Linked DNA regions of Homo sapiens: all the other regions are linked to region 3. Evidence: read pairs that join two places in POLR2A ChIA-PET (ENCODE). Cell type or tissue: GM12878. All regions are shown on one strand. Each heading gives the region's core, and the rest is flanking DNA. Links, peaks and the distances in the headings are about the cores only. Region 1 holds the start of LGALS14 (galectin 14). Region 2 has its middle 22 kb from the start of FBXO17. Region 3 overlaps RINL (Ras and Rab interactor like).

Region 1 (10,488 bases), core at 3,181-8,180, 840 kb after region 3:
AGCTTTGTCCATAACTCCCACCATGTTCTGTGAAGATGGTGCAAGTGTGGAGAGATGTCTCCCTGACCTCAATGTCTGTCTGCAGTTGATGCAGATGATCACACTCCTCATTGTTGAGGAATCCCTCTTTCTATGTGACCATAGGATTTCCAGAGCCTACTAACAGCATGATCTCTCCTCACTGTTTCTGCTACACTTGGTCATTAAAACATCACCAAACTACCGAGGATTTGTTTGGTTCTTGCTTTAAGGGAGAAAGAGAAAGTGGTCATTCCCAGGAGGGCCCAAGGAATTCTATGAGAGGCATCAAGAAATCAAAAAGGATAAGCCTTCGTGTGACTTCAGGAGTGAGTGACAAGGTCCCTGGAATGTCTGAGAAGACATTAGGTACAGCATCCTTCTATATCACATTGTTGACATCAGAGACTCTGAAACAAAATCCTTACTCAATCTCAGATGACTCACTGCACTGAAATGTTAGGTAGCTGTTTACAGCCACACAAGTGTACCTCAGGGAAGAAATTTGGTAACTTGAGGACAATCTGGTGGAATTTCCTAATTCCTTCCATTGTTCTCAGGATATTTATTGTGTATAAACATGGTGCTTTGGTCTGTAAAGACTGCCATGCAGGACCTTTAAAAAGAGACACATTTCTGACATGAAAATTTTAATCCAAACAATAGTTAGAGAATCACAGGAGCCCAAAAATTTCTCTTAAAGAACCTCAAATGTTGATGTTTAAAGATAATTGTGAGTTTTTTCTGATGTATGTGGCAGAATCCTTAGATTTCTATTTGGAAACAAATGGTCATGGTTTAAGTCCAGAAAATATGTAGTTTATTGTTGGGATGGACAGAATTCATACACATGGACACAGTGAGCAGACCTTGCTTTGCTGCTGTTTCACTAGGCATTGCAGCACAGCAAACCTCCCAACACATGTTGGCTTAGAGCAATCATTTATTCTGACCTTTCTCAGTTAACTGGACTCATGTGAGAGGTAGGTCATGTGGTGAGAATCATGTTTTCCGAAGCATCTTTCAGGCTGGGATTCCAGAGGATGCTTCACTGATGCCTGACCCAACACTAGAGCTGGGTGAACATCTGGGGGCTGGCTGGTTATTTTATTCCCTACTTCACCTCCCCATTCATGCCTTGAATTTTCTCAAATCATGAGAGTCTCATGATTCTTAGACTTAATGAATGATAATTGGCTTCCACTAAAGAAAGCCTTCCAAAAGGCTCAGGAAGAAGGTGCAAGGCATCATAGGACCTAGCTTTGAAAGGCACACAGTATCAGTACTGTGACATTATATTGATCAAAGTGAGCTATACAGACAGCCCAAATCAAAGGGTGGGGATTCCATAAGCTGTGGTTATTTTGACCTGTTGTCATGAGGGAGCATTTTTGGCAACTATTCCCACTCATTCCTCAGTGGCTTAAATGCTTTCCACATTCCAAAAACACTATCCTGTAAGGAACCACTGAATGCAATATGATTACAGAAACAGGCTCAGATTGAAGTTTAGAGTCTTATCGTTTAATCAGGATCTGGTGTCCATGAGGTGACTACAAATTATCAGGTGCACTTTCTCTCAACATATGCATTAAATGAATACATTACCTCCCCTATACAAATCAAACATACAAGACTGAAACAGATATAGGAAAATGCAGTGGACACATCTATTTTAGAAGGGCAAAAAATAATAAACAGCACCCTGAAAGCAAGATGGTCACCAATAGCTCTACTGGAGCTACCCACGAAAATTCAGCCAGGGTTCTCACTCTTGTTACATCTGCTCAAACCAGCATGGCCTTATCCAAAAATACTGTCTTGATGTGTGCCGCTTGTGTTTCCATAAGTACTTAAAGGATATATTTTTCATTAAGTTGGACTAAGTGATCTTCCTTGAATTGATATGCAAGACTTACATCCAATGAAAGAAACTGTGCTAGCACATTAAACATGAATAGAGATTAAAACAAAGAAACAAATAAAAACAAACAAGAACAAAAAAGAAAATAGGCAGCAGTCACTCGTCCACATTATTGGACCCTATTTTCATCTTCTCTGAAAGTGGTTCCCTGTGACAATTGGCTCCACCATCTATTGTCAGTTTCTTGGAACTCCTACCAAGATGACACAATGACAGCCCTTTTCTCGATACAGGAGCTGTGGTCACCTGGTTCATAGAACAAAAAGAGAACCACTTAGAAGATAAACAGCAAATTACCTAAAAGCCAAACAATGCAGATTGAAGAGGGTCTCATCAAATAGCCTCTTTGTCAGCAGGGCCCATATCAGGTGGCATTTTGATCATCCTCATCCTGTCTTCCCATGTTTATTGCCGCAGCTTGTTCAACAGCAACCTTACTCATAGATATGCCTCTCTCCTTTCCCTCCTTTAACCTAACATCCAGTTACCTTGAGGTGTCAATGCACAGTAAATAATACATTCATGCCTCTCTTTTTTGTTTCTTTCCAGTATAAGCTGAAATTTTCTCCCCTCTCACTGGAAAGTCTCAGGTTCTTGTTAGGTATACTCACCTCCTTGTATCATCCCACTCACAGTTTTGGTCACTTCTCTATTTTGATGATGGAGCATAGGCCTCCTCACCAGCATGGAAGTCATTTTTGGGCAATTAGGCAATTCTTGCTCAGAGTGGATTAAGACTATCTTGGAACCCATAACCCATGAAGTTTTTTTTTTTTTTGAGATGGAGTTTCACTCTTGTTGCCCAGGCTAGAGTGCAGTGGTGTGATCTCGGGTCACTGCAACCTCCACCTTCCAGTTTCAAGCAATTCTCCTGCCTCAACCTCCCAAGTAGCTGGGATTAGAGGCATCTGTCACCATGTCCGCCTAATTTTTGTATTTTTAGTAGAGAAGGGGTTTCACCATGTTGGCCAGGTTAGTCTCGAATTACTGACCTCAGGTGATACACCCACCTCGGCTTCCCAAAGTGCCGGGATTACAGGCGTGAGCCACTGCGCCTGGCCAGAACCCATGAATTTCTGAGCAGAACATGAGTTTAATTTCATATCTATATGTCCCTGGATGATTCCAATTGTATTTGAATAACCTACAGGGTCCTACATGCTGCCTGTGCTAGACAAACACACAGTGACTGCCTTTTCTTAACTGATATTCACCAGCTCAGTTCAGTTCACATAGGCCATTTGTTACACTCATCTTTATACTACCTACTATCCTGTGCTCATGGTAGCCAGGAGTGATGTCTCAGATAAAAAGATAACACATAGAGACCAGGAAGCAATGTTCAACAAGCAAGTTTTGATTTGCCTCTGGGGACCTACTCAACATCTTTTTCATGCTCCTCAACCTAAATTCACTAAATACAGCATTCCCACTAAATATAGCATTGCTCAAAACACAGAAGGTTATTCTTGGACTCTAAAGCCTTGCCTTCTGAAAGGTCTGGAGGGCTTTTCAGTTTTTGCTGAAAGCCCCCAAAGAATAAATCTAGTCTTTGAAAATGTCCTTGATGCCTAAGTCCACCAAAGCTGTTTCCTCTGGGGTGCTGTCCGTGATGCTGAGCACTGGTGCTTCTAGGCCTGTATTTGCAAGTGAGGGGCTAATAAAACAGAATTAGGAGATAAATTTTTTGTTTTGTTTTGTATTTGATAAATTGCAGCTCAAAATATGCATGATATATGGAGCAGGAAATGAATTTGGATTTTCAAACCACAATTTCTGCAATGCCTTCTATCACCACTTTTATTCAGCATAGTATTTGAAGTACCAGCCAGAGAGTTCAGCAAGAGAAAGAAACAAATGGCATCCAAATAGAGAACAAGGTTAAACCATCCATGTTTAGAGATATGATTCTATATCTGGAAAACCTCACAGTTTCCACCCAAACGATCGTTAAGCTGGTAAACAACTTTCGCAAAGTTTCAGCATACAAAATCAATGTGCAAAAATCACTAGAATTCCTACATGCCAAAGACAACGAACCACAGGGCCAAATCAAGAATGCAATTCCATTCACAATTTCCATAAAAAGAATAGAATATCTAGGAATACAACTAACTGGGAGGTGAAAGATTGTTACAATGAGAATTACAAAACACTGCTTAAAAAAGTAGAGAAGACCCAAACAAATGGAAAAACATTCCATGCTCACAGATAGCAAGAATAACTATCATTAAAACAACCACATTGCCCAAAGAAATGTACAGATTCAATGGTATTCCTATTGAACTATCAATAACATTCTTCACAGAATTAGAACAATCTATTTTAAAATGAATATTTTAAATATTAATTGAACCGAGTGGGTTGAATAAAAGATATTCCAAAGCAAAAAGAACAAAGCTAGAAGCATCACATTACCCAACTTCAAGCTGCACTATAGGGCCAGAGTAACCTAACAGCATAGTACTTGCATAAAAACAGACACATAGACCAATGGAACAGAAAAGAGAGGCAAGAAGTAAGGTCCCACACCTACAGCAATCTGATCTTTGACAAAGTTGACCAAACAAGCAATGGAAATAATTTTTGGATAACTAGCTAGCCACGTGCAGATGATTGAACCTGAACCACTTTCTTGCGTTATATAGAAAAATCAACTGAAGATGGGTTAAAGACTTAAATGTAAAACCCAAAACTATAAAAACCCTGGAAGTCTACCTAGGCAGTACCATACCGAATGTAGAAATAGGCAAAAGATTCCTGACAAAGATGCCAAAAGCAATCACAAGAAAAGCAAAAATTGACAAATGGATCTATTTAAACTAAAGAGCTTCTGCACAGCAACAGAACCTATCAACAGAGTCAACTGACAACCTACAGAATAGGAGAAAATATTTGCAAATTATGTATCTGAAAATTGTCTAATATCTAGCTTCTATAAGGAACTTTAACAACTTTACAAGAAAAGAACAAACAACCCCATAAAAAAGTGGGCAAAGGGCTGGGTGCAGTGGCTCACGCTTGTAATTCCAGCACTTTGGGTGGCTAAGGTAGGTGGATTGCTTGAGTCCAGAAGTTCAAGACCAGCTTTGGCAACACGGCAAAACCCTATCTCTATGAAAAATAGAAAAATTAGCTGAGTCTTGTCTCAGGCACCTGTAATCTCAGGGACTCAGGAAGGTGAGCTGGGAGGATCGCCTGAGCCCAGGCAGAGGTTGCAGTGAGACGAGATTTCACCACTGCACTTCAGCCTGGGTGTCAGACCAGGCTGTCTCAAAAAAAGTAGACAAAGAACAGGAACAGATACTTCTTAAAAGAAGACATACATGTGGCCAACGAGCATATGAAAAGAAGCTCAACAGCCCTGAACGTTAGAAAAATGCAAATCAAAACCACCATGGGATACCATCTCTCACCAGTCAGAATGGCTAGTATTCAAAAGTCAAAAAATAACAGAAACTGGCAAGTTTGTGAAGAAAAGGGAACACTTACACATTTTTGGTGGCAGTGTAAATTAGTTTAATCATTGTGGAAAGAAATGTGATGGTTCCTCGAATGGCTAAAATAGAACTACCATTCAACCCAGCTATCCCATCACTGAGTATATACCCAGAAGAATATAAATCATTCTACCATAAAAACGTGCACATGAATGTTTATTACAACAGTATGCACAATAGCAAAAACATGGACTCAACCTAATAGCTCATAAAGGACAGACTGGATAGAGAAAATGTGGTACATATACACCATAGAATACTATGCAGCCTCAAAAAAGAATGAGATTATGACTTTTGCAGGAACATGGATGGAGTTGGAGGTCATTAACCTTAGTGAACCAATGTGGAAATGAAAAACAAAATACTGCATGTTCTCACTTAGAAGTGTGAGCTAAATGATGAGGCCCATGGATACCAAGAGGGAAACAACACACACTGAGACCTACTTAAGGGTGGAGGGTAAAAGGTGAGACAGGAGCAGAAAAAATAACTATTGGGTACTAGGCTTAGTACCTGGATGTGAAATAATCTTTACCGCAAACCCCATGACACGAGTTTCCCTGCATATGTACCCCTGAACATAAAATAAACGTTTAAAAAACAAAGAAAAAAACCAATGTCACCTTTCTTCTGGAATCTGCAGGAGAAACAGTGTCTCTGAAACTTTGATTCACATGGACATCAAGAGAAAGGAGAGAGTATTGCTAGAGTCCAGGTGTGGGACAGACAGATGAGAGCAGCCCTCACCTGGTAGAGCCAAAGGGCTTAGCATGGGGCAGGTTCATGCAAGGACGTTCTCTACCTCCCCCCCGGATCATCCTGAGGATCAAGGGCAGTGCTGTCCCAGAATCTTTAAAGGCAAAAAGAACAATTTAAAGGCAGAATGTATGATCTGTAGGTGTCTCTTTCCAATAAGTGTGGGGAAGAGGAATACAGACTACGGGGGTACTGGTCCCTTAGGTGAGGTCTGCACAGCTGGTATGCAGTACCAGCTACTCAGGATACTGAGCTGGGAGGATCACCTGAGCCCAGGAGCCAGAGGTTGCAGTGAGCCAAGATGGAGCCACACCACTCCAGCCTGAATGTCAGAGTGAGACCTGTCTTAAAACAACAACAAAAGGCGAGAAAAGACAAGAACAGAGAACAGATACTTTTCTTTTCTTTTCTTTTCTTTTTTTTTTGAGATGAAGTCTCACTCTGTCCCCCAGGCTGGAATGCAGTGGCATGATCTTGGCTCACTGCAAGCTCTCCCTCCCGCATTCATGCCATTCTCCTGCCTCAGCCTCCTGAGTAGCTGGGACTATAGGCGCCCGCCACCGGCCCGGCTAATATTTTGTATTTTTAGTAGAGACAGGGGACGCTTCTCAAAAGTACACATACAGGTGGCCAACAAGTATATAATAAAAGCTCAATATCACTGAACATTAGAGAAATGCAAATCAAAACTACAATGAGATACCATCTCACACCAGTCAGAATGGCTCTTCTTAAAAAGTCAAAAAAGGACAGATGCTGGCAAGGGTGTGGAGAAAAAGGAGCACTTACAGATTATTGGCGGTGGTGTAAATTAGCTCACCCATTGTGGAAAGCAGTGTGGTGATTCCTCAAAGAGCTTATAACAGAACTACCATTAAACCCCGCAATCCCATTACTGGGAATGGTGTATACACTACTGTATACACAGAAGAATAGAAATTATTCTGCCTTAAAGACATATGCATATGAATGTTCATTGCAACACTGTGCACAATAGCAAAGACACAGAATGAACCCAAATGCCATCAAGGACAGATTGGATACAGATAATGTGATACATATACACAATGGAATACTATGAAGCCCTAAAAAAGAATGAGTTCATGTCTTTTGCAGGAACATGGATGGAGCTGGAGGCCATTATTTTTAGCAAACTAATGCAGGAACAGAAAACCAAATACTGCATGTTCTCACTTATAATTGTGAACTAAATGATGAGACTCATGGACACCAATAGGGGAACAACACACACAGAAGCCTACTTGAGGTTGGAGGGTGAAAGGTGAGATAGGAGCAGAGAAAATAACTATTGGGTACTACGCTTAGTACCCAGGTGAAGAAATCATATGTACCACAAACCTCATGACATGACTTTATCTGCATATGTACCCCTGAACCTATAATAAAAGTAAAAAAAAAGAAAAAAGAAAAAAAATCTCATCTTTCTCCCAGAATCTGCAGGAGAAACAATATCTCTGAAACTTTGTTTTACATGGACTCCAAGACAAAGCAGAGAATGCAGCTAGAGCCCAGGTATGTGACAGACAGATGAGAGTGACCCTCACCTGGCAGATCCAAGGGGCCTAGTGTGAGGCAGGTTCATGCAAGAACTATCTCTACTTCTCTTCCCAGATCCTCCTGAGGATCAAGGTCAAAAGGATCTGACCCTTAAAGGCCCTCCCAGAACCTTTAAAGGCAAAGAGAAGAATTACCTTCTAGGTCTAACGTCTTTTTCCAAAATTCCCAATTTTTTATTTTTAGTCATTGTACAAATTGAGGAAATGTACACCTTCTGGCTAGATTCTGCATACTGGAGAAAAAGCTTGAGAGGCACAAAGGCTGGGCTTTACAATCCCTACCCCTCACTCCATCATCCTTATCTATGCATTTCCCTGGTAACCCAATCCACAGCCTGGTACCTCCCCCACTGTCATTTCTGCTGCATTACAGACACAGACCTGCAAACATCTATGGTTGTGACAGAGTTTCTTTCTGACACCTGAGTCTTTCTCCTGCTGCACGGAAAGCTTGCTGGGAGGGGCTTGGAATCTGGCATGAAGCCAAAGGGCATCTCTGAGTTGCAGCATTTAAATGATCCCACTCAGAGATTCACACAGAAGACTGGACACAATTCCGAAGAGCTGCCCAGAAGGAGAGAACAATGTCATCACTACCCGTGAGTTGAAAAGTCACAGCCTTCAATAATCTCAAGTCACATAAACCAAGAAAGAAACAGGGGAGGTTTTCTGAGTTGAAAATATGAGCATTCCTACTGTGAATGCATTACCGAGAGTTGTGGGTGTGTAGAAGAGAAACCCTGAGGCTGTGGTATCTGAGATGATTGTGGGTGTAGGCTGTGGACCCTGGACCAGTGTAACCCTCTGTGAGGGTGTGGTGGTGTCTGATGAGAGTGAACTCTGCTGAGATTAAGTGACTTTAGGTGGGAGGTGGATGACCCACCAGGACCGGCAAGTGTGTGAGTGAGTGTAAGGGGGTGAGTGTGCTTTGTCTTCCTGTCTGTGATGTGAGTGTGTGTGGGCACAGCCAGACCAGTGCATGGTCATCTTTATGTGCACAGTGAGCAGGTGTGTGTAACTCAGTGAGTGGCATGGCTCTGTGTGACTATGGGTGTGTGTGCTGGGATGTGACTGGGTATTGAAGGGAAAACATGCACGTGGCCTTCTGTGCATGTGAAGGTTCCTCCCCACACAGCAGCACCTCTGATGAAGCACCTGTGTGTCTTTTCATGTGTGGCAATGTGGATCCCAAGTGGCTTAACTGGTGGGGATCTTGGGGATTGTGAGTTACCAAGGACTCGTTTCAGATCACTTATGAGAGCGAAATATATCATCAGTAGATATCTCTTCCCAGTAAGAGTGAGGAAAAGGAACGCAGATTATGGGAGAGATGGTTCCTCAGGTGGGGACTGCACAGAGTGATCACTGGCTTTTGCCTCCCAGGCTCAGCTTCCCTGTCGCTAGCCCAGCCTGTTCTTCCCATTGTGGAACAGGCGAGTGTGAAGATACTGATTTGCCAGGGAAGAATATTAGAGGCCGTGGTTAAAGAGACGGAATCAAACAAAATATCCACTGTAAGCTCTGTCTGAACTGAGACTAAACTTGTTCCTCCACTCATGAAAGAACAAGCTGTCTGAATTCAGACAGTGCTTACTGTGGACATTACTCAACAAAGCAGCTGGGTTCACTGGTTCATGACTATAATCCCACCAATTTGGGAGGCAAAGATGGGAGGGTAACTTGAGGCCAGAAATTTGAGACCGGTCTAGGCATCATAGTGATATGCTTTCTTTAAAAATCTTTAAATATCTGACTGGCAGAGTGGCAGACACCTTTCACCCCAGCTACACAAGAGGGGGCAGATGTGTGAGGATCACTGCAGTCCAGGAGTTCGATGTTTCAGTGAGCTGTGATTGCACCACTGCATATCAGCCTGGGTGACAGAGCAAGACCCTATCTCAAAAATACAGAAAAATCATCAACCACTTGCAGTCGTCGTAGAAATCAATCATTCCCTCCAGTTATGTCCCTGACCCACAGGCTTCATTTGTGCAAGTACTGGGGCTGTGCTGTCAGTAATGTGTGCCGCTTCTGGGAAGGACGTCCATTGCCCTTGATGATTGTGGTGCGTGTACATCCCACACACAGGGGTTTCCTGTTCTTTCGTCATTTCCCTTTCTCTTTCAACAAGTGTTGTTTCTCACTGGAGTGAATTTTTAAATTCTTTCACCCTCAAGTCTTGTTTTCATTTTCTGAGTTGAAAATAAGGCAGGTCAGTGTTTCAGGAGGACTCCCCTGTTCTGTTAGGTCACCCCTAATTGACCCTATACATGCCAGGGATTAGGGTAAAAGTTTTACCTATATTAACTCCTCTATTACTGAGAACACCCTACAAAGTAGGAATTCCTGATAGTCCTCCTTGTCCTGGGGAAACTGAGGCAGGGAGAGGTTAAGTAATAGATCTAAGATTGCACTGCTAGTATAAGGCAAAATGAGGACTGGAATCCAGGCATCCGGGCTCTTGAACAATTGCTCTTACCTATGGATCCACCATATCTTCAGGAATATGGGGCCCTGACTGTGGTAGGGTGAAAGGGGAGAGGCCTCAGAGTCTGACCTTTGATCTCTAACCTCCTGCACCATGGGAATCTGTTACATAGGGGAGGTTACACCTTACCCTTTAGCTCTCACTCACTCTCCATACCCTGGCAGGTACCATACACACTGCCTGTTTCCTTGCCTGTTGGTTCGTGCGTGATAATCACAGGGACAC
Region 2 (10,488 bases), core at 2,094-7,093, 130 kb after region 3:
ATGGTGTCATCTCGGCTCACTGCAACCTCTACCTCACGGGTTCAAGCGATTCTCCCACCTCAGCCTCCCAGGTAGCTGGGACTACAGGCGTGTACCACCACACCTTGCTTTTTTTTTTTTTTTTTTTTTTGTATTTTTAGTAGAGACGGGGTTTCACCATGTTGGCCAGGCTGGTTTCGCACTCCTGACCTCAAGTGATCTGCCCACCTTGGCCTCCCAAAGTGCTGGGATTATAGGCATGAGCCACTGCTCCCGGCCAGATCTGGTGGGGTTTTTTTGAGACACAGCCAGATCTTCACAGTGCCAGGTGGGGTGATGTGCAGGACTGCAGCTGTGTCTGGATTCTGGACAAGGCTCCAAATGATCACCACCATATCTTGGCTGTTCAGTTAGGTGGGTCTGGGCTAGAGATGAGAAAGGAGGGGTGAGGGAGGAGGAGAGGAATCTGAGCCTCAGATCTGAGGCTGCAGGCCTCTCTGCATCATCTCCTCTTCCACATGGTACCCACTTTTGGGAAAGGCATCCGGATGTGTGCATTGAACAGTATACAAGGGCCTGTGGTCCTGGGACAATATTTTAACACAGGCTTTATTATTATTTGGGTATAGTAAAACCAAGAGATCCTGAGATGACAGTTATTAGGAAGGTTGTTGTACTTACAAATTCCAAGAGGAGGGGACATGCCATACTATGGAGACCACACAGGGACTCACCAGGGTAGGTCAGGAGGCAGAGGGAACACAGGGAGCTCTGGGCAAGAGGCTTTATTGTGGGCAAGATGGGGACACACAGTAAAAGCTTACTTCTCATTCCTGTTATTGCCCAGGCTGCCTGGGCAGATGCTCTACTCCACGCAGTCATTTAGGGATCCAGGCTATTTCCATCTAGTGGCCCCACCATCCTCCCAGGCCTCATAATATTCCACTGGATCAGTCCAGCAGGTGAGAGGGATGAGGGCATGGAGAGTTATGGGGGAGATATTTGTGGGTCAGCCCCAGAAACGTAACACGTCACTCCTGCCCACATTCTCTACTGAACTGCAGAGGAGGCTTGGAAGTGTAGTCAGGCTCTGTGTGCCCAGAAGGAAAACAAGACAGGGCTTGATGAACACAGATCCCAGTCTCTGCATTGAGAGCATTTCCCAGAAGCCACCGTAAGGGCTTCTCCTTTTGAGTCACGGATCAGAGCTGAGTCACATGCACACTGGCAAGAGGAACCAGGATCACCCTGATATCTAAACCATCAGGATTTCCTTCCAGACTTGGGAATGGGAGGAGATGCCAACAAACTCAAGGCTGTATTAGACAGGAAGTGGGGATGGCTAATGGATAGGTGACAGACAGTTTCAGCCCCTTCTTCTCACAGCTCCCTGCCATTTCTCCTCACCACTCCACAATCCCCATCCTTTTTTTTTTTTGAGACGGATTTTTGCTCTTGTCACCCAGACTGGAGTGCAATGGCGTGATCTCAGCTCACTGCAACCTCTGTCTCCCGGGTTCAAGCGATTCTCTTGCCTCAGCCTCCTGAGTAGCTGGGACTATAGGCACATGCCATCACGCCTGGCTAATTTTTGTATTTTTAGTAGAGACATGGCAGCAGGCAAGAGAGAAATGAGAACCAAGTGAAAGGGGTCCCCCGTTATAAAATCATCAGATCTTGGCCAGGCGCGATGGCTCATGCCTGTATTCCCAGCACTTTGGGAGACTGAAGCAGGCAGATCACCTGAGGTTGGGAGTTCGAGACCAGCCTGGCCAACATGGAGAAACCCCGTCTCTACTAAAAATACAAAAATTAGCTAAGTGTGGTGGTGCACGCCTGTAGTCCCAGCTACTTGGGAGGCTGAGGCAGGAGAATCACTTGAATCTGGGAGGCAGAGGTTGCAGTGAGCTGAGATCACACCATTGTACTCCAGCCTGGGCAACAAAGCCAGCTCAAGAAAAAAAAAATCAGATCTTGTGAGACTTATTTACTACCATGAGAACAGTATGGGTGAATCCGCCTCCATGATTCAATTATCCCCCCCAAGTCCTTCCTATAACACGTGAGAATTATAGGAGCTACAATTCAAGATGAGATTTGGGTGGGGACACAGCCTAATAATATCACCCCCTCCCTCACTAACCTCCATTAGTTCTTCTTCCCTGAGGGTTGAACAGAAACCAGCCTTTTGTGTTTTGTTTTTTATTTGTTAGTTTGTTTTTGAGACAGTCTCGCTCTGTTGCCAGGCTGGAGGGCAGTGGCATGATATCAGCTCACTGCAACCTCCGCCTCCTGGGTTCAAGCGATTCTCCTGCCTCAGCCTCCCGAGTAGCTGGGACTACAGGTGCGTACGACCATGCCCAGCTAATTTTTGTATTTTTAGTAGAGACGGGGTTTCACCATGTTGGTCAGGATGGTCTCGATCTCTTGACCTCAAATGATCCGTTCACCTCTGCCTCCCAAAGTGCTGGGATTATAGGCATGAGCCACCATGCCCAGCCAAACCAGCCTTTTTGAAAGGCTCATTCCACTGTTGATATCAACCAATTGCCCGATGCTACCTGTTTTGTGATTTTGACACAACTGACCAGCATTCCTTCGTGATAAGATACTATCAGTCACAGAGTGGTTCTGGCCAGTCTACAGAGTTTGCACACTGAGGGCCCTCATGACCTCGGCTTCGCCTTTTGTTTTTGTTTGTTTGTTTTTTGAGAGAGTCTTACTCTGTCTCCCAGGCTGGGGTGCAGTGCAGTGGTGGGATCTCGGCTCACTGCAATCTCCGCCTTCCAGGTTCAAGCGATTCTCCTTCTTCAGCCTCCCCAGTAGCTGGGATTACAGACACCTGCCACCATGCCTGGCTAATTTTTGTATTTTTAGTAAAGACGGGGTTTCGTCATATTGGCCAGGCTGGTCTTGAACTCCTGACCTCAAGTGATCTGCCTGACTTAGCCTCCCAAAGTGCTGGAATTACAGGTGTGAGCCACTGCACCCAACCCTCTGCTTCACCTTTTGATGTATAGGGCCTAATTGTAATGTGTTTAAATGTTAAATTGTAATACATTTAAATATTCACCCCAGATGAACATGGGATGCATGTGCATATGTTGGCCTACTATGCATGCACACGTTTCCCCTTTGTGAATATTCATAGCTCCTCCTGTAACCTGTTGAATATATATATTTGGCCACCCCATTCAGCATAAACCCCTGTCTTCATCTTCCCACCTTCAAAGTGCCTGTTTTTGGCTTCTGGCCAGAGGCTACACTTCTGAGCTTGTCAGAATAGACCACCTGCAGGCTGCAACCCCTTATGAGAAATAAAGCTCTCCTTTCCAAGTGTATGAACCTCATCATTCTTCAGCTGACACAGCTAAATTTCAGGGAACACTACAACTAAAGGGAAGAAGGGAAGAAAGGCTGTGGGGATGCTGCTTAGTTTCTACCATGACATGATGGCAGGCACAGTGCTAAGCTTGCTCATGTATCTTTTTTTTTGAGACAGAGTCTCACTCTGTCACCCAGGCTGGATTGCAGTGGCACAATCTCAGCTCACTGCAACCTCCACCTCTCAGGTTCAAGCAATTCTCATGCCTCAGCCTCTTGAGTAGCTGGGACTACAGGCACCCGTCACCACACCTGGCTAATTTTTTGTATTTTAAGTAGAGGCAGGGTTTTGCCATGTTGCCCAGGCTGGTCTCGAACTCCTGAGCTCAGGCAATCTGCCCGCCTTGGCCTCCCAAAGTGCTAGGATTACAGGCATGAACCACTGCACCTGGCTGCTCATGTATCGTTTAATTGAACCTCCCGCAATCCTATGAGGATGCTGGATCAGGGAAAAGGACTTTGGTTACAAGCAGCAGGAAGTCCAGTTAACATTGGGGCCTGCTAATACAAGGGTACTTATTGTTTATTTAACAAGCACTCTTGAGATAAGCTATCTTGGGATCTTGGGGTTGGTCTAGCAGCTCAGTTATGTCTTCAGGGAGCCAGCCTGCTTCTCTTCCTTTCCATCACCCTCAGCATGTTGGTGTTTGTCTTAGAGGTTGGCAGCCTCAGCGGCTGGGACCATAACTTCACACACAAAGGCAGGAAGACATAGGAAGGGAAGGGCGCCCAGCACACTTCCCCTGATGCCTTCTTGAGCAGAACTGGGTCAAAGGGCTACCTTTAGCTGCAAAGGAGGCTGTGAAAGCAAACATCCAGCAAAGGGGAACAAGCTAGCCACATCTGGTGTATTCTTTTTTTTTTTTTTTTTTTTGAGATGGAGTCTCGCTCTATTGCCCAGGTTGGAGTGCAATGGCACGATCTCATCTCACTGCAAACTCCGCCTCCTGGGTTCAAGCAATTCTTTTGCCTCAGCCTCTCAAGTAGCTGGGATTACAGATACCCACCACCATGCCCAGCTAATTTTTTGTATTTTTAGTAGAGACAGGATTTTGCCATGTTGGCCAGGCTGGTCTTGAACTCCTGACTTCAGGTGATCTACCCGCCTCGGCCTCCCAAAGTGCTGGGATTACAGGCGTGAGCCACTGTGCCCAGCTACGTCTGGTGTATTCTAATTCATCATCCACGGCTGGGCACATGGCTGCACCAAAAAAAAAAAAAAAAGAAAAAAATAGCTAGGTTCTGTTAGCCAGGAAGTGGGGGATGGCCTGCAAGTAACAGAATCTGCCACAGTAGGAACAAGGTGACATCTACAATGTTTAATAATGGCATGGTATGGCGGTGGCCATCATTGCTGACATAGGCTGGGGCACCTGATTAGGGTCTCAGACACTCCCTTGTGTGCCCCTTTGATTATGGAGAGACAAGGAAACTCCAAAGAAGGAGCAAAAGAAAGGAGGGCACTTGGCAGTGAACACTCAACAAGCAGTGTAGAAGATTTTAACATTTACTGCAATCCCAGCACTTTGGGAGGCTGAGGCGGGAGGATCACTTGAGGTCAGGAGTTCGAGACCAGCCTGGTCAACATGGGGAAACCTCATCTTTACTAAAAAAAAAATACAAAAATTAGCTGGGCATGGTGGCACGCACCTATAATCCTTACTACTTGGAAGGCTGAGGTGGGAGAATTGGTTGAATCCGGGAGGTGGAGGTTGTAGTGAGCTGAGATCGTGCTGCTGCACTCCAGCCTGGGCAACAGAGCGAGACTCCGTCTCAAAACAAAACAAAACAAAATTAACATTTAAATGACCTGTTCGGCTGATAGAGAGTTCCCACTCCAGACCCCCATGAAGGCAATCAAGAGCCCTCTGGTTGCTCTGTGGCCCCCTAGGAATGTTCATAAAGGCAGAACATCACTGTCTCAGTCTGTTTGTGCTGCTGTGACAACATATCTATGACTGGGTAATTTACAAAAAACAGAAATTTATTTTCTCACTGTTCTGGAGGCTGGGAAGTGCAAAATCAAGGTGCCAGAAGATTCAGTTTCTGGTGAAGATCACTCTCAGCTTCCAAGATAACAGCTCATTTTTTTTTTTTTTTTTTTTTTTTGAGATAGGATCTTGCTCTGTCACCCAGGCTGGAGTGCAGTGGTGCAATCATGGTTCACTGCAGCCTTGAACTCCTGGGCTCAAGAGATCCTCCCCTGGCCAGGCACGGTGGCTCACACCTGTGATTCTAGAACTTTGGGAGGCCAAGGCAGGCAGATTGCCTGAGCTCAGGAGTTCGAGATCAGGCTGGGCAACATGGTGAAACCTCGTCTCTACTAAAAATACAAAAATTAGCCAGGTATGGTGGTGCATGCCTGTAATCCCAGCTTACTCTGGAGGCTGGGGCAGGAGAATTGCTTGAACCCAGGAGACAGAGGTTGCAGGGAGCTGATATTGCACCACTGTACTCCAGCCTGGGTGACAGAGCGAGACTCTGTCTCCAAAAAAAAAGGTCCTCCCATCTCAGCCACCTGAGTAGCTAGGACTACAGGTGCATGCCACTGGGCCCGACTAGTTTTTTAATATTTTGTAGAGACGGGGGTCTCACTATGTTGTCCAGGATGGTCTCAAACTCCTGGACTCTAGTGATCCTCCCGCCTCAGCCTCCCAAAGTGCTGGGACTACAGGTGTGAACCACCATGCCCAGCCAATAAAAACCACAAGAATCTAATAGTCATCCCCTGGGCCAGACCTTGTTCTAAGCACATTGCACATATTAATATGCAGCTTGTGCAGGTATATACGGTTATATTATATGGGTAGGTAGAATATATAATATATATAGAATAATAAGTAGATACTTTATTGGCACTATTATGTAGAGGAGAAAGGTCTTAGAAATTAAGCAGTTTGTAGCCACGCGCAGTGGCTCACGCCTGTAATCCCAACACTTTGGGAGGCCGAGGAGGGCGGATCACTAGAGGTCAGGAGATCGAGACCAGCCTGGCCAACATAGTGAAACGCTATCTCTACTAAAAATACAAAAATTAGCCAGGCGTGGTGGCTGGCGCCGTAATCCCAGCTACTCGGGAGGCTGAGGCAGGAGAATCACTTGAACCCAGGAGACAGAGTTTGCAGTGAGCCGAGATTGCACCACTGCTCTCTAGCCTGGGCGACAGGGCAAGACTCCGACTCAAAACAAAACAAAAAAAATAAGTGGTTTGCCTAAAGCAGTGGTTTTCAGTTGGGAATGATTTTTCCCCCTGGGGATATTTGGCAGTATCTGGACACATTTTTTGGCTCTCACAACTGAGAAGCAGGGGTGCTATTGGCATCTAGTGAGATGAGGCCAGAAATGCTGCTAGACATTTTCCAATTCCCAGGGTGGGCCCTTCCAGCCAGAATTATCCAGCCCCAAATGTCACCAGTACCAAGAATGAGAAACTCTGCCCTACAGACATTGCTGCCCATGGCCCCTGGAGGAAGGTAGATAATGTTCACAGCAACATGGGTGAGAAATAGTCCCCAAACTGGGGGCACTAGCACACTAAGGACACAATGACACATAGATTGTAGTCCACTCCCATATTGGACAAAATTGATGAACAGTAGTTATCTTCATCAAAATGGATGAATCTCATATTAATGTTGAATGAAAGATGCAGGTCACAGAAGAATCCAGGTGGTATGCTTTCATTTGTATCATTTATATCATTTATATCAAACACAGGCCAGGCACGGTGGCTCATGCCTGTCATCCCAGCACTTGGGGCGGCCAAGGTGTGTGGATCACTTGAGGTCAGGGGTTTGAGACCAGGCGTGGTGAAACCCCATCTCTACTAAAAATACAAAAATTAGCAGGACGTGGTGGCGGACACCTGTAGTTCCAGCTACTCGGAAGGCTGAGGCAGGAGAATCGCTTAAATCCAGCAGACAGAGGTTACAGTGAGCCAAGATCACGCCACTGCACTCCAGCTTGGGCAACAGAGTGAGATTCCATCTCAAAAAGAAACAACAACAACAACAAAAAAACTACACACACGCACACACACTCACACACACGATAGATGGCCAAACACTAAAAAAAAAGCCTGCAAGAGATTATTACAAAAAATTAGGATATTGCCAAGCATAGTGGCTTTCACCTGTAATCTTAGTGACTTGGGAGGCTGAGGTGGGAGGCCAGAAGTTTGAGACCAGCCTGGGAAACATAGTGAGACCCCATTTCTGCAGACAAAAAATAAAAAGTTAGTTAGGCATGGTGGTCCACACTTGTAGTCCCAGCTACTTGGGATGTTGAGGTGAGAGGATCGCTTGAGCCCAGGAGTTTGAGGCTGCGGTGAGCCATGATTGCATCACTGCACTCCAGCCTGGAAAACAGAGTGAGGCCTCCCACTCTAAAAAAACAAATCAGGCCAGGCGTGGTGGTTCAAGCCTATAATTCCAGCACTTTGGGAGGTCGAGGTGGCCAGATCACTTGAGGTCAGGAGTTCGAGACCAGCCTGGCCAACATGATGAGACTCCATCTCTACTAAAAATACAAAGAATTAGCCGGGCATGGTGGCACATGCCTGTAATCTCAGCTACTCGAGAGGCTGAGGCAGGAGAATCATTTGAACCCAGGAGGTGGAGGTTGCCGTGGGCCAACCTTGAGTGGAGGTTACACCACTGCACTCCATCCTGGGTGACAGGGTGAGACTCCATCTCAAAAAAAAAAAAAAAAAATATATATATATATAATTATATATTTTATATATTATTATATATATTATATATTATATATTTAAAAATATATATTATATATTTAAAATATATATTATACATATTATATATTTATATATATTATATATTATATATATATAAATAAATAAAAATTAAAAAACAAATGAGAGGCTGGGCATGGTGGCTCACGCCTGTAATCCCAGCACTTTGAGAGGCCAAGGCAGGAGGAGCACTTGACCCCAGCAGTTTGAGACCAGCCTGGGCAACACAGTAAGACCCCGTCTCTATAACAGCAAAAACAACAACAAAAATTAGCCAGGTGTGCTGGCTCACACTTGTAGTCCCAGCTACTTGCGAGGCTGAGGTGGGAGGATCCCTTGAGCCCAGGAGACGGAGCCTGCAGTGAGCTGAGATCACAGCACTGCACTCCAGCCTGGGTGACAGAGCAAGACCCTGTCTCAAAAAAAAGATCAGATTATTGATGATCTCTGAGTATGATGGAAGGGAAAGGAAAGCAGGCTTCTAAAGCACTGGTAATATTCCATTTCAGAACTTAGTTGGTGGACAGAAAAGTATTTTATTGTTGTTTAAAAATAAATACACAAGCACACACACTTTTTTACTTATGTAGGGTTTCCTGGGAAACAGATTCTGAGGTGGAGATTTGCAGGCAGATGGTTTTGGAGGAGTGCTCTGTGGGGGGAAACTTCTAAGGGAGAGAGGAGCGCAAGGTGGGCAGAGGGAGACGTGGAAGTGTGATGTGCTTGCCACCAGAGCCTCAGCCAGGATGGCAGAGAATGCGGAGCTGGGGTGGCCTGTCCGAGGGATCCCCGGCTGAGGCATGGAGCCAGGCCTTTGTACTTCCTTATGAACCAGATATAGAATGTGGGCTGCCCCTGGGGATTGGGGATAACCTTGGGCCAGATGGCTTTCTTCAGCTGAAGTCCCAGAGAGAGGTGCAGCTGTAAGCCATCAGCTACCAACACCCCAGGCTGCTGGCAGAAAGAATGCCTCAGTCCTAAAGAGGGGGTGTGGGTGGCATATTACAGCATCCAGCACGCCTTTGTACCTACGATGTATTTGACAACAAAAATTTAGAAAGAGGCCGGGTGCAGTGGCTCACGTCTGTAATCCCAGCACTTTGGGAAGCTGAGGCAGGTGGATCACTTAAGGTCAGGAGTTCAAAACCAGCCTGGCCAACATGGTGAAACCCCGTCTCTACTAAAATACAAAAATTAGCCAGGTGTGGTGGTGGGCGCCTGTAGTCCCAGCTACTTGGGAGGCTGATACAGGAGTATCACTTGAACCCAGGAGGCGGAGGTTGCAATGAGCCAAGATCTTGCCCCTGGACTCCAGCCTGGGTGACAGAGAGAGACTCCATCTCAAAAAAGAAAAAATAAATTTAGAAAGAAAATATATTCATGTAATACATCATATTAACAGATGAAAAGATACAAATAATTTGATAGAATTTGACACTCTAGGCTATGCACAGTGGCTTACACCTGTAATCCCAGCCCTTTTCGAGGCCGAGGTGGGAGGATCGCTTGAAGCCAGGAGTTTGAGACCAGGCTGGGAAACAAAGAAAGACCTTGTTTCTACAAAAATTAAAAAATTAGCCACACACTCCTGTAGTCCCAGTTAATCAGGAGGCTGAGGCAGGAGGATTGCTTGAGTCCAGGAGTTTGCGGCTACAGTGAGCCATGATAATAGTCTTCAATCTGATAAAAGGAACCTACCAAAATCCTATAACAGGTATCCAACTTAATTAGAAAAATTACCTTTAAAGAACTGTCTTAGTCCATTTTATGTTGCTGTGACTGAATACCTGAGACTGGGTAATTTATAAAGAAAAGGGGTTTATTTCTTACAGTTCTGGAGGCTGGGGAGTCCAAGTTTGAGGGTTTTTTTTCTGGTCAGCCTCTGGTGAGGGTCTTGTACTGTGTCATAATATGGCAAAAGGCATCATGGCCAAGAGGGGTGCACTGAAGTCCAAACTGGCTTTTTATACCAAACCCACTGTGGCGATAACTCACCCACTCCCATGATAACTCATTCAACCATTAATTTTTTTTTTTTTGAGAAGGAATCTTGCTCTGTCACCCAGGCAGGAGTGCAGTGGTGCGATCTCAGCTCACTACAACATCCGCCTCCCGGGTTCAAGCGATTCTTTTGTATCAGCCTCCTGAGTAGCTGGGATTACAGGTGCGTGCCACCACATCCGGCTAATTTTTGTATATTTAGTAGAGACAGGGTTTCTCCATGTTGGCCAGGCTGGATTCGAACTCCTGACCTCAGGTGATCCCCCTGCCTCAGGCTCCCAAAGTGCTGGGATTACAGGCGTGAGCCACTGTGCCTGGCCAATTTTTGTATTTTTAGTAGAGATGGGGTTTAACCATGTTGGCCAGACTGGTCT
Region 3 (8,224 bases), core at 2,637-7,636:
CCACCCCATGGCCATTTTATATATATATATATATAATATATATGTATATAAAATATATATATAGTTATATATATACACACTATATATACTATATATTATATATAATAGTTATATATACCATATATTATATATACTATATTATATATAGTATATCATATATAGCATATATTATATATACTATATTATATAGTATCTCATATATAGCATATAATATATACTATATTATATATAGCATATCATATATAGTATATATAATATATACTATATTATATATAGTGTATAATATATACTATATTATATATATATTATATATATAAATATAATTGGGTTTTTTTTTGTTTGTTTTTTTGGTAGAGATGGGGTCTTGCTACGTTACCTCGGCTGATCTCAAACTCCGGGCCTCAGGCAATCCTCCTGCCTCAGCCTCCCAAAATGCTGGGATTACAGTAGTGAGCTACCACACCCACAGAAGTTTTCTTTTCGTTTTTGAGACGGAATTTTGCTCTGTCGCCCAGGCTGGAGTGCAGTGGCATGATCTCAGCTCACTGCAGCCTCCACCTCCTGGGTTCAAGCAATTCTCCTGCCTCGGCCTCCCTAGTAGCTGGGATTACAGACATGCACCACCATGCCCAGCTAATTTTTTTTTTTTTTTTTTTTTGAGATGGAGTTTTGCTCTTGTTGCCCAGGCTGGAGTGCAATGGTGTGATCTCGGCTCACTGCAACCTCCATCTCCCAGGTTCAAGCGATTCTCCTGTCTCAGCCTCCTGAGTAGCTGGGATTACAGGCATGTGCCACCATGCTTGGCTAAATTTTTTTGTATTTTTAGTAGAGACGGGGTTTCTCCATGTTGATTAGGCTGGTCTTGAACTCCTGACTTCAGGTGATCTGCCTGCCTTGGTCTCCCAAAGTGCTGGGATTGCAGGCATGAGCCACCACACCCAGCCGCTAATTTTTATATTTTTAGTAGAGACAGGGTTTCAACATGTTGCCCAGGCTGGTCTTGAATTCCTGACCTCAAGTGATCCCCCTGCCTTGGCCTCCCAAAGTGCTGGGATGGGTGTGAACCACCACGCCTGCAGAAGTTTTCTTGAGCCTCCTTGTAAACCCTCTGTTTTTCACTGTCCCCCGCCCAGTGTTACAGACCACAAGTTCTTGGGATCTGAATGCAACTGAAATTGACTTGAGGCCAAAACAGTTTTCCCAGACAAGACTTCATTGGAGTTTATGCCTGGGTATGAGGGAGACAGCACAAGAGAAAGAGAGCAAATTTGCTGGCTGACTCTTGGAAAAGAGCCAGTAGGGCTTTTTTATTAGGCAAAGCTCTGGAATTGACATTAGCGGGAGGATATACAGGCTGAGCTGGGCAAAACATGTGAGGAGTAGAGCACTCATGAGGACACTTGTCTGGCTGCGATGGTTATCTTGAGTAATGGGCCACATGGTGTTCTGGCAGGTGCAACAAGGCTGTAAATCAATTGTTCAGCTTTCCTTCCGGAGCTGGGACACTCACACCCTCGGTTACTTCCTAAGGCCAGTTCCTGAAATTCTTTTTTTTTCTTTTGTTTGAGACAGAGTCTTGGTCTGTTGTGCCCAGGCTGGAGTGCGGTGGTGCTATCTTGGCTCACTGCAACCTCCTTCTCCCAGGTTCAAGTGATCCTCCTGACTCAACCTCCCGAGTAGCTGGGATTACAGGCGCCTGCTACCACGCCCAGCTAATTTTTATATTTTTAGTAGAGATGGGGTTTCACCATGTTGGCCACGCTAGTCTCGAACTCCTGACCTCAAGTGAGCCACCCGCCTCGGCCTCCCAAAGTGCTGGGATTACAGGCGTGAGCTACCGCGCCCGGTCTCGCTATTGATTCTTTTTGCTTCCACGGACAACTTTTTATTTCCTATCTTCCATCTGTGAGGGCGTTCAGGACTTTTGGGCCTTTGTGAGTAAACAGTCAACTCTGTGGAGCGGAGACCCTAGAGAATATGGCCAGAGAGAAATGTGAGCTGTACTCCATTGGCAGCTAGCAAAACTTTCCTTTCTTTGAGCTGTCTTTGCAGTGGTTCTAGATCTTGGGAGGACGGCTGTAGATGCCCTGCATCCTTGGTTAAGTCATAACCTTGGTTAAGGCTTATAGGTTTCACTTGGGAGAGTACCTGTGGTGAAGAAGTTCACAAGCCAGGAATACCAGCTGTTTGTCCCAACTAAAAGCTGGTAATACGGCTGGGCACTGTGGCTCTCACGCCTGTAATCCCAGCACTTTGGGAGGCCAAGGCGGGTGGATCACCTGAGGTCTGGAGTTCGAGACCAGCCTGACCAATATGGTGAAACTCTATGTCTACTAAAAATACAAAAATTAGCCGGACATGGTGGTGTCTGCCTGTAGTCCCAGCTACTTGGGAGGCTGAGACAAAAGAATTGTTTGAACCCAGGAGGCGGAGGTTGCAGTGAGCTGAGATTGCACCACTGCACTCCAGCCTGGGCAACAGACAGACACTCCATCTCAAAAATAAAATAAATAAATAAATAAATTTATTTATTTTAATAAGAAATTTAATCTGGTAATAAGAAATTTAAGAGTAGTTATTTTAAAGAGCTTTATAGTTAGAAGTCAGCTTAATCAAAAGCTAATATCCAAGTTTTTTTTTTTTTTTTTTTTTTTTTTTTTAAGACTGAGTCTTGCTTGTCACCCAGGCTGGAGCGCAGTAACACGATCTCGGCTCACTGCAACCTCTGCCTCCTGGGTTCAATGAAGCCATTCTCCTGCCTCAGCCTCCCCAGTAGCTGGGATTACAAGGGTGCACCACCACGCCCAGCTAATTTTTGTATTTTTAGTGGAGACGGGGTTTCACCATGTTGGCCAGGCTGGTTTCGAACTCCTGACCTCGCGATCTGCCCGCCTCGGCCTCCCAAAGTGCTAGGATTACAGGCGTGAGCCACCATGCCCGGCCCCAAGTTTTATATATATATATATATATATTTAAAAGGGCTTTCTGACTTTTCTCTTTGAATCTTTTTTCGTGGACTAGAACTTTTTTTTTCAAAAACAAAAAAACCCTGTGTGCTTGGTATGACCACTTCCTTTGTTCACTTCCTCCCTTTTTCTTTTTTTCTTCTTTCTTGAGGTGGGGTCTTGCTCTGTTGCCCAGGCTGGAGTGCAGTGGTGTGATCACAGCTCTGCAGCTTTGACCTCCTGGGCTCAAGCAATCATTCCACCTTCACCTCCCAAAGTGCTGGGATTACAGACATGAGCTTCTATGCCCGGCCCACTTCCTTTATTAAAAATTATTTTTCCATGATGTGAGTGAGAGCCCAAGGGGAGACTTCTAGCATGAAGCCCAGAGCTCCACAGCAAACAGGAGCTTGAGTTTGACCCTAAGCCCTCAACCAGCGATACCCCAAACAGCTGCCATTTGAGTTTCACGTCCCTTTTTTTTTTTTTTTTGCCACACATTCATGCATCACCTGCCCACTTCACTGCTTAATAATTTTCTTTAAATCAACCCACTCTTTTGTTTTTAATTCAACACATTTATTTAAACAGGAGATGTCATTTCACTCCAGGAAGTGGAAAACCAGTGTCAGTTGGCACACATAGACTCTAATAGTACAAATAAATCCAATGATTCAGCAACAACAGAGAAGTGCTAAAAGCATTGGGTGAAAGGTGTTGAGGAACAGGTTGGTCACCAGGTCTCAAGGTGACACCCACAGATGATGCAAGAATTCAAAGGCTCACGCCTATAATCCCAGCACTTTGGGAGGCCGAGGCGGGTGGATCACTTGAGGTCAGGAGTTCAAAACCAGCCTGGGCAACATGACGAAACCCCATTTCTACAAAACATACCGAAAATTAGCCGGGCATGGTGGTGGTGTGCACCTGTAGTCCTAGTACTACTAAGCTGAGGTGGGAGGATCGTGGGAGGTGGAGATTGCAGTAAGCCTAGATCACACCACTGCACTCCAGCCTGGGCGACAGAGTGAGACCCTGTCTCAAAAACAAACCGACAAACAACAAAAAATAAAACAAAAAACAAGGGGAGAAGATGACCATCTGCAAGCCAAGGAGAGAGCCCTCAGAAGGAAGTCTATTGTGCTGACACCTCGAACTGGAACTATTGTAACCGCCCAAGGGGTTCACGTTTCCTGCTGCCTAGACAGAGCCCATACATCAAAACAGGGGAATTGCAATAGAGAAAGAGTAATTCGCTGGGCGCAGTGGCTGACGCCTGTAATCCCACCACTTTGGGAGGCTGAGGTGGGCGGATCACGAGGTCAGGAAACCGAGACCATTCTGGCTAACACGGTGAAACCCTGTCTCTACTAAAAACACAAAAAATTAGCCGGGCGTGGCGGCACGTGCCTGCAGTCCCAGCTACTTGGGAAGCTGAGGCAGGAGAATGGCGTGAACCCGGGAGGCGGAGCTTCCAGTGATGCAATGAGCTGAGACCACGCCACTGCACTCCAGCCTGGGCAACACAGCAAGACTCCGCCTTAAAAAAAAAAAAAAAAAAGAGTGATTCACGCAGAGGAGCCAGAGCCCGCTGTGCGCTGTGCGGGAGACCGGAGTTGTATTATTACTCAAATCAGTCTCCCTGAGCATTCTAGGATCAGAGCTTTTAACAACAACGCGGTGGGTGGGGGGAAGCTAGTGAGCCAGGAGTGTTGATTGCTCAGGAATGAAATCATAGGGAGTCGAAGCTGTCTTCTTGAGCTGAGTCAGTTCCTGTATAGGGGGCCACAAGATCAGAAGAGCCAGTTTATTGATCTGGTGGTGCCCACTGATCCATCAAGCGCAGGGTCTGCACAATGTTCCAAGCACTGATCTTAGGAGCAGTTTAGGGAGGGTCAGAATCTTGTAGCCTCTGGCTGCATGACTCCTAAACCATAATTTCTAATCTTATGATTAATGTTAGTCCTACAAAGGCAATCTAGTTCCCAGACAAGAAGGAGGTCTGCTGTTGGGCGCGGCGGCTCACGCCTGTAATCCCAGCGCTTTGGGAGGCCGAGGTGGGCTGATCACAAAGTCAAGAGATCGAGACCATCCTGGCCAACATGGTGAAACTGTGTCTCTACTAAAAATACAAACATTAGCCAGGCGTGGTGGCACATACCTGTAGTCCCAGCAACTCAGGAGGCTGAGGCAGGAGAATTGCTTGAACCCGGGAGGCGGAGGTTGCAGTGAGCTGAGATTGTGCCACTGCACTCCAGCTTGGGCAACAGAGCCAGACTCTGTCTCACCAAAAAAAAAAAAAGAAAAAAAGAGGGAGTTCTGCTTTGGAAAGGGCTGTTTTCAACTTTGTTTAAACTATAAACTCTTTCTCTCAAAGTTAGTTCGGCCTACATCTAGGAATGAACAAGGACAGCTTGGAGATTAGAAGCAAGATGGAGTCAATTATGTTAGATCTCTTTCACTGTCTCAGTCATAATTTTGCAAACACAGTTTCACTGGGAGGAAATAAATTTCTGTTGTTTAAGCCACACAGTCTGTGATCTTTTTTTTTTCTTTTTTGAGACAGAGTCTCGCTCTGTCGCCCAGACTGGAGTGCAGTGGCACAATCTCAGCTCACTGCAACCTCCGCCTCCCAGGTTCAAGCGATTCTCCTGCCCCAGCCTCCTGAGTAGCTGGGATTATGGGCGCGCATCACCATGCCTCAGCCTCCCGAGTAGCTGGGATTACAGGCGCGTCACCATGCCCGGCTAATTTTTTTTTTTGTATTTTTAGTAGAGACGGGGTTTCACCATGTTGGCCAGGCTGGTCTCGAACTCCTGACCTCGTGACCCACCTGCCTCAGCCTCCCAAAGTGTTGGGATTACAAGCGTGAGCCACCGCACCCGGCCATCTGTGGTCTTTTTGATGGCAGCTCTAGCCGACTAGCCTATCTCCTTAGCTCAATGGTCAAAGTTAGCTTTACCAATCACGGCCCCTGATGGGATTCAGGTACCGAGAAGGACACAGCGTCCCTGCGGAGTATTCTTCCCCACAGCTGCAAGACCAGATTTTAATCATGAGGAAGCAGCAGACGAGGCCAGAAACTGGGACTGTCCACAGGACAACTGGCCAGGGCTCTTCGAACAGCCAGGGTCAGTCCAGCTGCTACACATGTGAGGTAAGAAAAAAAAAAGCCAACGTCAGGAGCCTCTCTGAACCTATTGTGGTTTGGAGGCTGTCCAGTTTATTTACAAATTGAAAAAAAGTTATATATATATAAATTATTATATTATTGTTTTATAATATTTATATTATTTTATAAATTAATATAATTATTATGATTATAAATTAAATATTTTAATTTATATATAAATTATTTTTTATTTTTGTAAATATATAAATCTATCTATATATAGATATATCTATACGTATAGACACAGATAGATACCTCATGTAGCTAGTGCATACTTGAAATGTGACTAGTCCAAACTGTGATGTGATTAAGTGTAAAATGCACAGTAAATTTCAAAGCTTTAGCATACACACACACAAACATACAAAGTTTTAAATATGTCAGTAACTTTTTAATATGGATACATGTTGAAGTGATAATATTTGGGATACATTGTGTTAAATCAAATATATTATTATTAACGTTAACTTCACTTGTTTCTTTTTATTTATTTATTTATTTTTGAGATGGTGTTTCACTCTTGTTGCCCAGGCTGGAGTGCAATGGCGCAATCTCCGCTCACCGCAATCTTCGCCTCCCGGGTTCAAGCCATTCTCCTGCCTTAGCCTCCGGAGTAGCTGGGATTACAGGCATGCGCCACCATGCCCGGCTAAGTTTGTATTTTTAGTAGAGACGGGTTTCTCCATGTTTGTCAGGCTGGTCTTGAACTCCCGACCTCAGGTGATCTGCCCACCTTGGCCTCCCAAAGTGCTGGGATTACAGGCATGAGCAACCGCACCCGGCCTCACTTGTTTCTTTTTAGTTTTTTAAATTGTAGTTACTATGAACAATGAAATACATAAATATATGGTTTGTTAGCATGTGATACATTCTTTGGGAAAAACGATCACAATTGGGCACGGTGGCTCACGCCTATAATCTCAGCACTTTGGGAGGCCGACGTGGGCAGATTGCTTGAGGTTAGGAGTTTGAGACCAGCCTGGGCAACAAAGAGAGACCTCATCTTTATAAAAAATTTTAAAAATTAGACAGGCACGGTGGTAGGTGCCTGTAGTCTCAGCTACTTGGTAGGCAGAGGCAGGGGGCTTGTTTGAGCCAGGAGGTTAAGGCTGCAGTGAGCCGAGATCATGCCACTACACTCCAGCCTGGGCAACAGACAGAGACGTTCTTTCAAAACAAAACAAAACCCCCTGTTCCTCAAGCAAGATGCCAGACGTACCTGGGTCAGTCCAGACTCCTGACCTATGTGGTTTAGGAGCAGCAAGGAGGAGGGAGGGGTCCCAGGAAAAGGGAACAGCCTACCTCTGGGCCTTTGCACTGGCTCATCCTGCTTCTCGGAATGCTCTTCCTAATACCCACTCTGCTCCTCCCTTCCCCTCCCCTCCTTCAGGCCTTTCTGCAGATGTCACCTCAGTGAGGCTTTCTCTGATACGCCTGTCTAAAACTGCAAAGCCTCCTGAGTAGCTGGTACCACAGGAGTACGCCACCACGCCCGGCTAATTTTTGTTTTTTTTTTTTTTTGGTAGATGGGGGTCCCACTGTTTTGCCCAGGCTGGTCTCAAACTCCTGGGCTCAAGCAATCCTCCCACCTTGGCCTCCCAAAATGTTGGGATTACAGGCATGAACGGAGGGGTGTGAAACCCCTAGTTGTCACTGGTCCCTGTCACAGTCTCTTCTGCCCATGGCTCCTTAAAGGGCAGGTTGGCCTGTGGGGAGAGGTGGGAGCTGGGTCAGAAGGGCACCAGGTCTCACCCTCCCTTCTACTTGCAGCCAGATGGGCAGTCACCTGGGCTCTGGGATGATCCTTTCTGTGCAGCGTCCGCCTGCGGTGCCACTGGTGCAGGGAGGCGCGGGCCTCGGAGCTGAGCCCCCGGGGAGCGCGGTCTGTTTCGGGCTGGTAGTGGGCAATGTGGTGCAGCGCCCCAAACCACGTGGTCAGGTAGTACCCAGCTGGGGACAGAAAGGGAAGTCAGCTCCGCCCTCTCGGCTTCCCTGGTCGCCCCAAATCCCCCTGCAGTTTGCCTGCCGTCCCTCCTGCTGCGGGGGGAGGCTGTTTGGGATCCCGGAGGTACTGGATCGCTGGGCTCCAGCATTCTGGAGTTGGGGG

What was found. Peaks named below come from ENCODE experiments on the same cell type or tissue, not always from the same donor. Only the 100,000 strongest peaks of a DNase experiment are listed, where the experiment ranks them.
Region 1: POLR2A ChIA-PET joins it to region 3 with 8 read pairs; 1 of 35 experiments calls an interaction of 5 or more read pairs at or near these places.
Region 2: POLR2A ChIA-PET joins it to region 3 with 6 read pairs; 2 of 35 experiments call an interaction of 5 or more read pairs at or near these places.

What each region holds. Positions count from the first base shown.
Region 1 is chr19:39,696,170-39,706,657 of GRCh38, forward strand. It overlaps LGALS14 (galectin 14), which reads left to right and starts at 8,312. Exons shown (of 4, transcript NM_020129.3): 1 at 8,312-8,374; 2 at 10,428-10,488. The coding sequence starts at 8,360. It also overlaps the pseudogene RPS29P27. RefSeq lists enhancers at 8,219-8,348, 8,369-8,458. In GM12878, for the core only: no CTCF peak of the experiment used is centred there; a DNase peak (open chromatin) is centred at 5,292; H3K4me3 peaks cover 1,343 bases; H3K27ac peaks cover 3,845 bases.
Region 2 is chr19:38,992,264-39,002,751 of GRCh38, forward strand. No RefSeq gene overlaps it. Among named protein-coding and RNA genes, the nearest start is that of FBXO17, 22 kb to the left of the region's middle. RefSeq lists an enhancer at 4,261-4,320. In GM12878, for the core only: no CTCF peak of the experiment used is centred there; no DNase peak of the experiment used is centred there.
Region 3 is chr19:38,861,344-38,869,567 of GRCh38, forward strand. It overlaps RINL (Ras and Rab interactor like), which reads right to left. Exons shown (of 12, transcript NM_001195833.2): 11 at 7,904-8,067; 12 at 6,487-7,823. The coding sequence ends at 7,761. Among named protein-coding and RNA genes, the nearest start is that of RINL, 13 kb to the right of the region's middle. RefSeq lists enhancers at 3,506-3,800, 4,360-4,935, 7,948-8,007, 8,078-8,224. In GM12878, for the core only: no CTCF peak of the experiment used is centred there; no DNase peak of the experiment used is centred there; H3K4me3 peaks cover 396 bases; H3K27ac peaks cover 1,915 bases.